2 separate regions of the Homo sapiens genome follow, and region 1 is linked to region 2. A link is a contact called in ENCODE Hi-C or POLR2A ChIA-PET data. All regions are on one chromosome and are shown on one strand. The core of a region is the stretch at or near the end of the contact, and the rest is flanking DNA. Distances in the headings are between cores, read along the strand shown.

What was found. Hi-C counts contacts between places; a loop is a spot of excess contacts on that map. ChIA-PET counts read pairs that join two places held with the same protein, here RNA polymerase II (POLR2A). Pooled maps may share reads with other maps.
Region 1: a loop to region 2 is called in a pooled map, with 4 times the contacts of the local background. The contact joins two enhancer-like sites. A Hi-C loop is called at or near these places in 3 of 50 pooled maps. POLR2A ChIA-PET finds 5 or more read pairs at or near these places in 3 of 52 experiments (WTC11, activated CD8-positive, alpha-beta memory T cell and activated T-cell).

What each region holds. Positions count from the first base shown.
Region 1 is chr6:156,931,220-156,935,147 of GRCh38, forward strand. The region is part of intron 3 of ARID1B (AT-rich interaction domain 1B); the gene reads left to right. Among named protein-coding and RNA genes, the nearest start is that of MIR4466, 150 kb to the left of the region's middle. Within about 2 kb of position 2,097, at least 11 of the 41 ENCODE cell types and tissues checked have a DNase peak (open chromatin) inside an H3K27ac peak, as active enhancers do.
Region 2 is chr6:157,098,034-157,101,787 of GRCh38, forward strand. The region is part of intron 5 of ARID1B (AT-rich interaction domain 1B); the gene reads left to right. Among named protein-coding and RNA genes, the nearest start is that of TMEM242, 220 kb to the right of the region's middle. Within about 2 kb of position 2,303, at least 5 of the 41 ENCODE cell types and tissues checked have a DNase peak (open chromatin) inside an H3K27ac peak, as active enhancers do.

The DNA.
Region 1 (3,928 bases), core at 847-3,346, 170 kb before region 2:
AGCTTATACCATGGGAATGTTTTCCCTTTTTAATTTTTTAAAAAGTGTCTTTGACGTTTTGGTTATTCTGCATTTTATTCAAAGTTACATATTGCTATTTGGATTTTATTCATTTCCTAATGAAAGAAAACAGAAGCACTCCTGCTCCTGGCCTTTCTACTAGGCCCTTGTAATAGTTATCTTTACCCTTTCCTGTAGTAGAAGTGGGATACTAGTGTTTTCCTCCTGGTCATGTTTCATTTCATACTGTGATATGTTCAAGTACCTCGCAAAGGGAATAAGCCCATAGTAGGCATTCAGTCAGCGTCTACGACATTTGTTACAAGAGGCCTGGGCACAGTGGCTCATTCCTGATTTTCAGCACTTTGGCAGGAGAATCACTTGAGGCCAGTAGCTGGAGACCAGCCTGGGAAGTATAGTGATACCCCATCTCTCAAAATATTAAAAAAATAAATAAATTAGGCCGGGCACGGTGGCTCACGCCTGTAATCCCATCACTTTGAGAGGCCGAGGCAGGCTGATCACTTGAGGTTGGGAGTTTGAGACCAGCCTGACCAACATGGAGAAACCCCATCTCTCCTAAAGATACAAAATTAGCAAGGCATGGTGGCGCATGCCTGTAATCCCAGCTACTCGGGAGGCTGAGGCAGGAGAATCGCTTCAACCCGGGAGGTGGAGATTGCGGTGAGCTGAGATTGCGCGATGCACTCCAGCCTGGGCAACGAGAGCAAGATTCCGTCTTAAAAAAAAAAAAAAAAAAAAAAAATCAGCCAGGCATAGTGGTATGTGCCTGTAGTCCTAGCTACTAGGGAGGCATGGGTGGGCTGAGGCAGGAGAATTGCTTGAGCCTGGGAGTTAGAGGCTACAGTGAGCTATGATTAGGCTGAGCCACAGATCGAGACCTTGTTTCTTAAAAAAAAAAAAAAGGGGGGGGGCGGGGTGAAGAAATACCAAACTGAAAATTTCTGAAACAAATGTGTAATTACTACTACGCTAAACTTTTTTCACACCTTTGTTTGTGAGTCAGTTTCCCTTTAACCTTTGACTCGTAACATAAAGAAGGTTAAGGCCAGAGTCCATCAATGGTTAAAAGATTGTGAGTGAGATGTAGAAAAACAGTACTGATGAATTCTGAAAGGGGAAACCTCATTTCCATTGCCTGGTTCTTGTGCATTGCAGTATTACCACAATATGGCATTCTATACAGCAGATAAATGTAATTATTTATATGTGTATATTGGTTTACACACTGGTGTTCACTGGCTGCTTAAACTTACAAATAACCAAAGATGGCAGTAATGTTTTAAAGTGTAAAGCTGTGCTTCTTTGTTTATAAAATATGATGCTGAACATATTCTTTATTTTCTGATACTGTCATTGCCTTTTTACTGTGTATTTGCTCTTCTTGAGATGAAAATAAGTATGTACCAAAAAATAAATATAGCTTTTTAAGATGAAAAAGCTCAAGTTTCTTATGGAATATTTTTATATCATTATTAAAACAGCCAAACAGACTTTATAGTCCCACTGTAAGTTATATGTAGTTGTTGATTGTTCTAGGTTTAAACTTGGCACCTTTTCTATGTGCTCCCTTATTAAATTAATACTTATGTTCAAACATAAGCTGAGGCAGAACACGTTTCCTTTTCAATAGTTCTCACTAAATTTTGTTTTGATTTTATTTCCAACTGTACTTAATAGCTGAAAGCTTCTTGTGGTTAGGAATAGTATTTGAGATTTTGGTGGCATCTAATTATTTTGAACTTTTAAAGCCTTAAAGAGTGAAATATAAGGCCACAATACATTTTTCTGATAGCTTTCATAGTCTGTTAGTCTGTGTTGCTTATTTTAGGGGGACGATGTCTAAATTGAAATGTTTATCCACTATAGTTGTAATGATCTTTTTCAGCCTCTTTAGAAAGCAGTTCATTGAGCGAAGAAGAGAAAATAAAAAGAAACATAAAAGGGTAATATGCATAGGACTTTTGAGCCTGTTACTATTTCCTAGCTGAAGTTTACTTTAAAAAAAAAAAAGTAGGCATTGGGCAGACACTGTGTGCACGTGTGTTGGAGGAGGAGGCGGGGCCTGCTCATTTGTTTGCCCATTGTGAGGCTGTCCTGCACCTTTGTGCTTTTTTGTAACAGGGTGAAGGCCCCTGAATAGAGGCCTTGTGCCCTGCTTGATTTGAAATCCATGCTGTTTATGGAAAGGAACCTGCAGGGCACCCAGCGGGAAGTCTGTGTGACAAGTGGAAATCTAGAATCTGGAAGAAACGTGGTGTTTGAGGGGGAAGGTGGTGGGGAGAGTGGTCATAATCTTTCAGCCTTTGCTTTTGTGCCCCACAAGCTTAATTGTCACCCTCTGCTGGCAACCAGATTGCAGAGCCACTCTGTAAGTGTCCTTGGATTGCCTGTGCTTACTCTCACCTTATTGTTATCAAATAAAAACCTAGACAAATAGCATTGAATTCTCTTAGAAAAATATGATATGAACTGGGTACATTACTAGTAGAGGTTAAATATCTGAGGCTTTTTTTGTTTGTTTTTTGTTTGTTTGTTTTTTTGGTGGAGATGTATTTAAAGGGAAGAAGGGCTACATGTGAAAAGCTGGAATTATTGGCACGCTCCTGTATTTCAGAGCGTGTTGAAAAGCAGGTCGCACCAACACTAGGCTGGTTAAATCCAGTTTGTACAGCTTGTGTACTTGGTGGTACCAGCTATTGCTCCAAAGTTTCCTGGCTTAAGAAGCCATGTAATTTTAAGTGTGCAAGAAAGGGGTGGGACAGCAGAAGCTTTTTATAGGATTTCAAGTAATAAACATTAATTTTTAAAGCAATATTCCAGGGACTTAACAGAAGTAGAACTTGTATATGATGTTTCTTTAATACCAACACATATTTGAACTGACAAGGGAAGGGAGATAATTTTATTTTAAAGCAATATTTTCCATTCTTTTTTTCTCTTCAATTAGAAACTGGTTCTTCAACTTTCAGTGCCAATTGAGACATGCTATAATAAGTATTTAACAATTCTGTCCTGCTGTTTGACTTCAGGGGGAAACGATGGTAGAATGTTTAGTAGCTGAGCATACACAGGTAGCTAGAGATCTGGTATACAGTAAATGTGGTGTGGTGTGGTATTTGGGTTATATATGCTAATTATTTCAGCACAATGCTGAAACCATGCAGAATACCTCTTGGAAGAGTGTTTGACAAGATGCCAGAAAGGCCGTGTTAATTATAAGTTTATTGTGCCTATTCAGGTTTTTTGGGTGTGTTTTGTTCCCCACTGTTGTTTTATTCTTTATGATGGTTCTCTGAAAACTATGCCCCATGAACATATGGAGTTCTATATATGCGTGTTTATTGGTTTTATAGAAACCTCAGGATCCTATGAGCTTAATAACGATTTACGCTGTTATGTGGGTAATTGAGAGGACCTGTTAAGATATAGTTGATAGTAAGGTTTTCGTTAGTTATTTCAACTTTTTGAGGTAATATTAAAGGCAGTTTGACCAAAATCGGAATTCAACAATCCAGGGAGCTTTTGGTTTGCTCTGGGTTCACTCTGGGTTTAAAGACAGTTTGGTTTGGCTACAGCTGACCTCCCTCCCTGTTTTTATGAACTAGTCTTCTTCCTGCAAAACTCAAATACAGTACTTGGTATGGTCTCATAATAAATTTAGTTGTTAATTATATATATATATATATATATATATATATATATATATATATATATATATAGTTTATATTTCTGCTGTTATTCACTGCTTTTTAAAATTTTTGCTTCTGATAATGTATTAAATTATAGCCATAACATATTTATATGCCTGCTAAAATGTAACAGTTGTTGGTTGTGATAAGCTTTTGTTTTGTTTTGTTCTGTTTTGTTTGACACAGGGTCTCGCTCTGTCACCCAGGCTGGAGTG
Region 2 (3,754 bases), core at 1,053-3,552:
TTCTTCAGAGGCAGCCAAATATTAAGCTTCTCAAACAAAAAAGGAATCTTAGAAAGAGGAAAAATATTGAGGAGGAATAAGAATGGGTGAGAGAAGGGAAAAATTAGGTTTTGTTTTTATTAATTTGCCCTGGTGAGAGAAATATAAACCATCCCTCTATTTGGTGTTCTCCCCGCCGCCTCTTACCTTACATCAAAGCGAGGATTCGAGAGAATGGAGCTGGTGGCTGTTCAGCATTTTATGTCTGGTGTTCTGCCTGAGGAAAGTTCAGAACCTACCTCTTTTCTTACAGATAGCAGAGTGCTATGAATCCGGACTTCCTGGGGGAAGGCCGGGCTAGCGATGCCATACCCAAATGTGGAGAATAGACCTTTCCCTCCACAAGTGGGTTTTCACGTGGCCCAGTAGACCTTGGAATTGTATGCCTGAGCTTTAAAGCTATTGCAAAGGGTGTGTTTTGATGAGAATGCCAGATTTTCAGCATGGTAGTTGATGTACTTCAGGACATCATGGACTTTCACAGGGGATGCCTCGCAGATCCTCAAGATTCCCAAAGTTAGAAGTGGTTCCTGCTTTCAACCAAATCACATTTTTGGTCATACTGCCTATTTACTATTCATGTCTTCACATCTGAAGTTAACTAAAGTTGAGAAGCTTTCCTTAAAGTTCCATCTTTTATTTAATGGCTGTTTTATCCACAAAGACACAGTTTTTATTCACCTCCCCAGAGTCGGTCCTGAGTGGAGTGGCAAGTGCAGTGGGACCCAGGCTGAGCTGTGCCAGCCGCCACCCTGAGAGTTGTGCCTCAGTCAAACCCAAAGCACATTATATTCCCACACCTTTCAGGCCACTTAGCAGTCATCCAGACTAAAAATGTCTCATTTTAATGCGGAGAATCCTCTGTATGTAAATGTTTTATGACTCCAGTTTATTTTTTTTATTTTTTTTGAGACGGAGTCTCGCTCTGTCACCCAGGCTGGGGCGCAGTGGCATGATCTCAGATCGCTGCAGCTTCCGCCTCTCAGGTTTAAGCAATTCTCCTGACTCAGCCTCCCAAGTAGCAGGGATTACAGGTGCCCACCACCACGCATTTTTGTAGAGACAGGGTTTTATCATGTTGGCCAGGCTAGTCTCGAACTCCTGACCTCAAGCAATCTGCCTGCCTTGGCTTCCTGAAGTGCTGGGATTACAAGCGTGAGCCATTGCGCTGGGCCAACTCCAGTTTATCTTTAATCAAAGCTGTGCTGACTTAAATAGTTAAGTCTAGAAGTCCGTGCATCACCATGTATCCTCTGACTTAACTTGTCCTTTGCCTTGCCAGAGACTTTTCAGTTTCTTTGCCCCAAGTTCTCTGTGGGAAGGTATCTCCCCAAAAGGGATCTCATGGGTATTAGTGATCAGACTATTAAACCAACTTGCAAGGGTCTGTCTTACCCTCGCACCTGTCACAGAGTTATGAGGAGGACCCATGCGAAAAACATTGTGTAGTTTTAGTATGTTTAATTAATAAAAGAAAAGTTCTGGTTTGAATCTATGATAGCAGGCTGGGTGAGTAACGTTTTATAAGTTGGTCTTTAAGGGCTTTTATGAGGACATAATTCACATAGACCACATCATACTCACTTCTGTTTTCTACCTGTTGGCTGATCGTCCTTTATAGCTAATCTATCTTCAAGCCTAGGAGTGAGGTTTAGAAAAAGACTTGGAACACTCAGACCACAGTAGGGAGGAGAGTTGAAAAGCTTAATCCGGCAGGTTTTTGACAGTGTATTAGTTTGTTTAGAATAAAGGTATATGGCCCTGTGAACGGTGCGTGGGAGCTGTCTTGTTCTCTCAAGTTCGGGAATTGGAAGTATCCTTATTCCCTTCATGGCTCGGGAGTATCCAAGTCAGATAGCCTCTGAAGTGCCCATTTATCTGTATTTTTAGGACCTAATGACACATGAATAGTCTGTAATATTTTGGATAAGGATTTAGGAAAGTCTAGCCCCGTTTTGAATGAACTTTCGAGCTGTATGACATGAAAAGGTTTATCTCTCAAAGCAGGGGCTTAACTCCTTCAAGGTGAGGACACCAAATTGCTGTGGTTCTGTGTTCTCAGTTGAAAGGTAGGGAAGAACATTACTTTCTGGTTTATACTGCTCTAATCTGAGATAGGATTTATTCACAATAAAGAATTGTGTTGACAGCCTGTTCACCAACATCTTCCCCACCCCTCTGCCCTGATACAGGACCTTTTGGTAAAGGGTGAGGTGATCTTATTAGAGACAGAGGCACACACACCCCATGCTGAACAATAGGAAGTGTTATAAGTTCACACCCACGCACTTCAGATAAACTGTTAACCGGAACCACTAAGCGGAAGCCTGAGCAGATTCTGTATTTCAGTAGTTTGCTTGGAGCATATCGAAGTTGGTGTCAGCCAGCCTGCTTCTTCATTCTGAGAATAAGTGGGATTTTTTTCCGTTCTTGAAGCAAGTGAAATAGAAAACACTGAACAGAAGGATGCTATGTCTAAATAACTTGTGGGTTTTCTAACTCATCTAAATAAATGCCTGAGACTAGGACATTTGTTGAATGTATGGATTATCAAAAATGTATTTTTCATTTACACCATTAGGTATTATGCAGGTTTTTAAAGAAATGACCCATGAAATCCTTGTGCTGTGTTGCAGAGCTGTACCATCTTACCATACTCTAGCTTCTTACTAACTGAGATAAGATGTACAGTGATTTCCACAGATGCGGAGTCTACCATGCAACCAACCAATGCTGTCTCTTAACAAAATTATATTGTCATTTATCATGGTGGAAGGAAAGATCCTGACCAGTTCTTCATGTTGCAGAAATTAAAGGAGCAACTAAATACAACCCATAGTAAGAAGTTATAGTGTAATTACTAGTGGGTTTGGCAGAATATAAGAAATGCATCCTCCAGAAGATCGGTAAAGTCAGATGGTGGCAGGTGAGACCCGTATTCTACTTTAAAGATTTGAAAGAGAGCCGATTTCCATGAGGCTGTACTAGAATAAAGCAACCCAGTGTTTTAATTTTGGATGCAGCAGCAGAATTGCACAGTCAGTGGGAAGCACAAGATGAACACGATCATAGTAGTAATGTATCAGTATTTGGTTGCTACAATGTGTTCTTTTAATTTCTCACTAAAGTTAATGACACCACCAAGAATTCTTGATGAGTAGAAGAATTAATTCAATTGCTAATTGCTGAAAACCATGAACTATGTATTGATTTTGTAGCACCATCCCATGGGAGTAACTTGATCATGATAGAGTTATTTGCAAAGTGACTGGAAGCATTCCTCATTTCTTCTCAGAATTCAACAAGAACCACAACCAGTTTAATTCACACGGACCTAAGAATAGGTCTGTCTTACCCTTGCCACTGTCACAGAGTTTATGAAGAGGGCCCAAGTACTTGCCACTAAACACCTCATGATCTCCATGTATTGAGGATGATTGGCCAAGAAAATTATCCAAATTTCCATGGTTTCACATGTCTTTTCACATTAATTATAAAAAGCCAATCTTCTTGAATTACTAATCGAAGAATATAATTTAGGACATTGCCCTCTATATAGTGAGTACTCTTTTTTTTTTTTAACCTCATTTGGTACATTCAAGCTATCTCTAATTTACCTGCGAACTTGTAAGACAAATAAATGTATATTCTAGACAGTGCTCTCTCTTTAGCTCCTTCTTTCTTCACTTTTGCCCAGAGTCAGCTAACGTAGGAA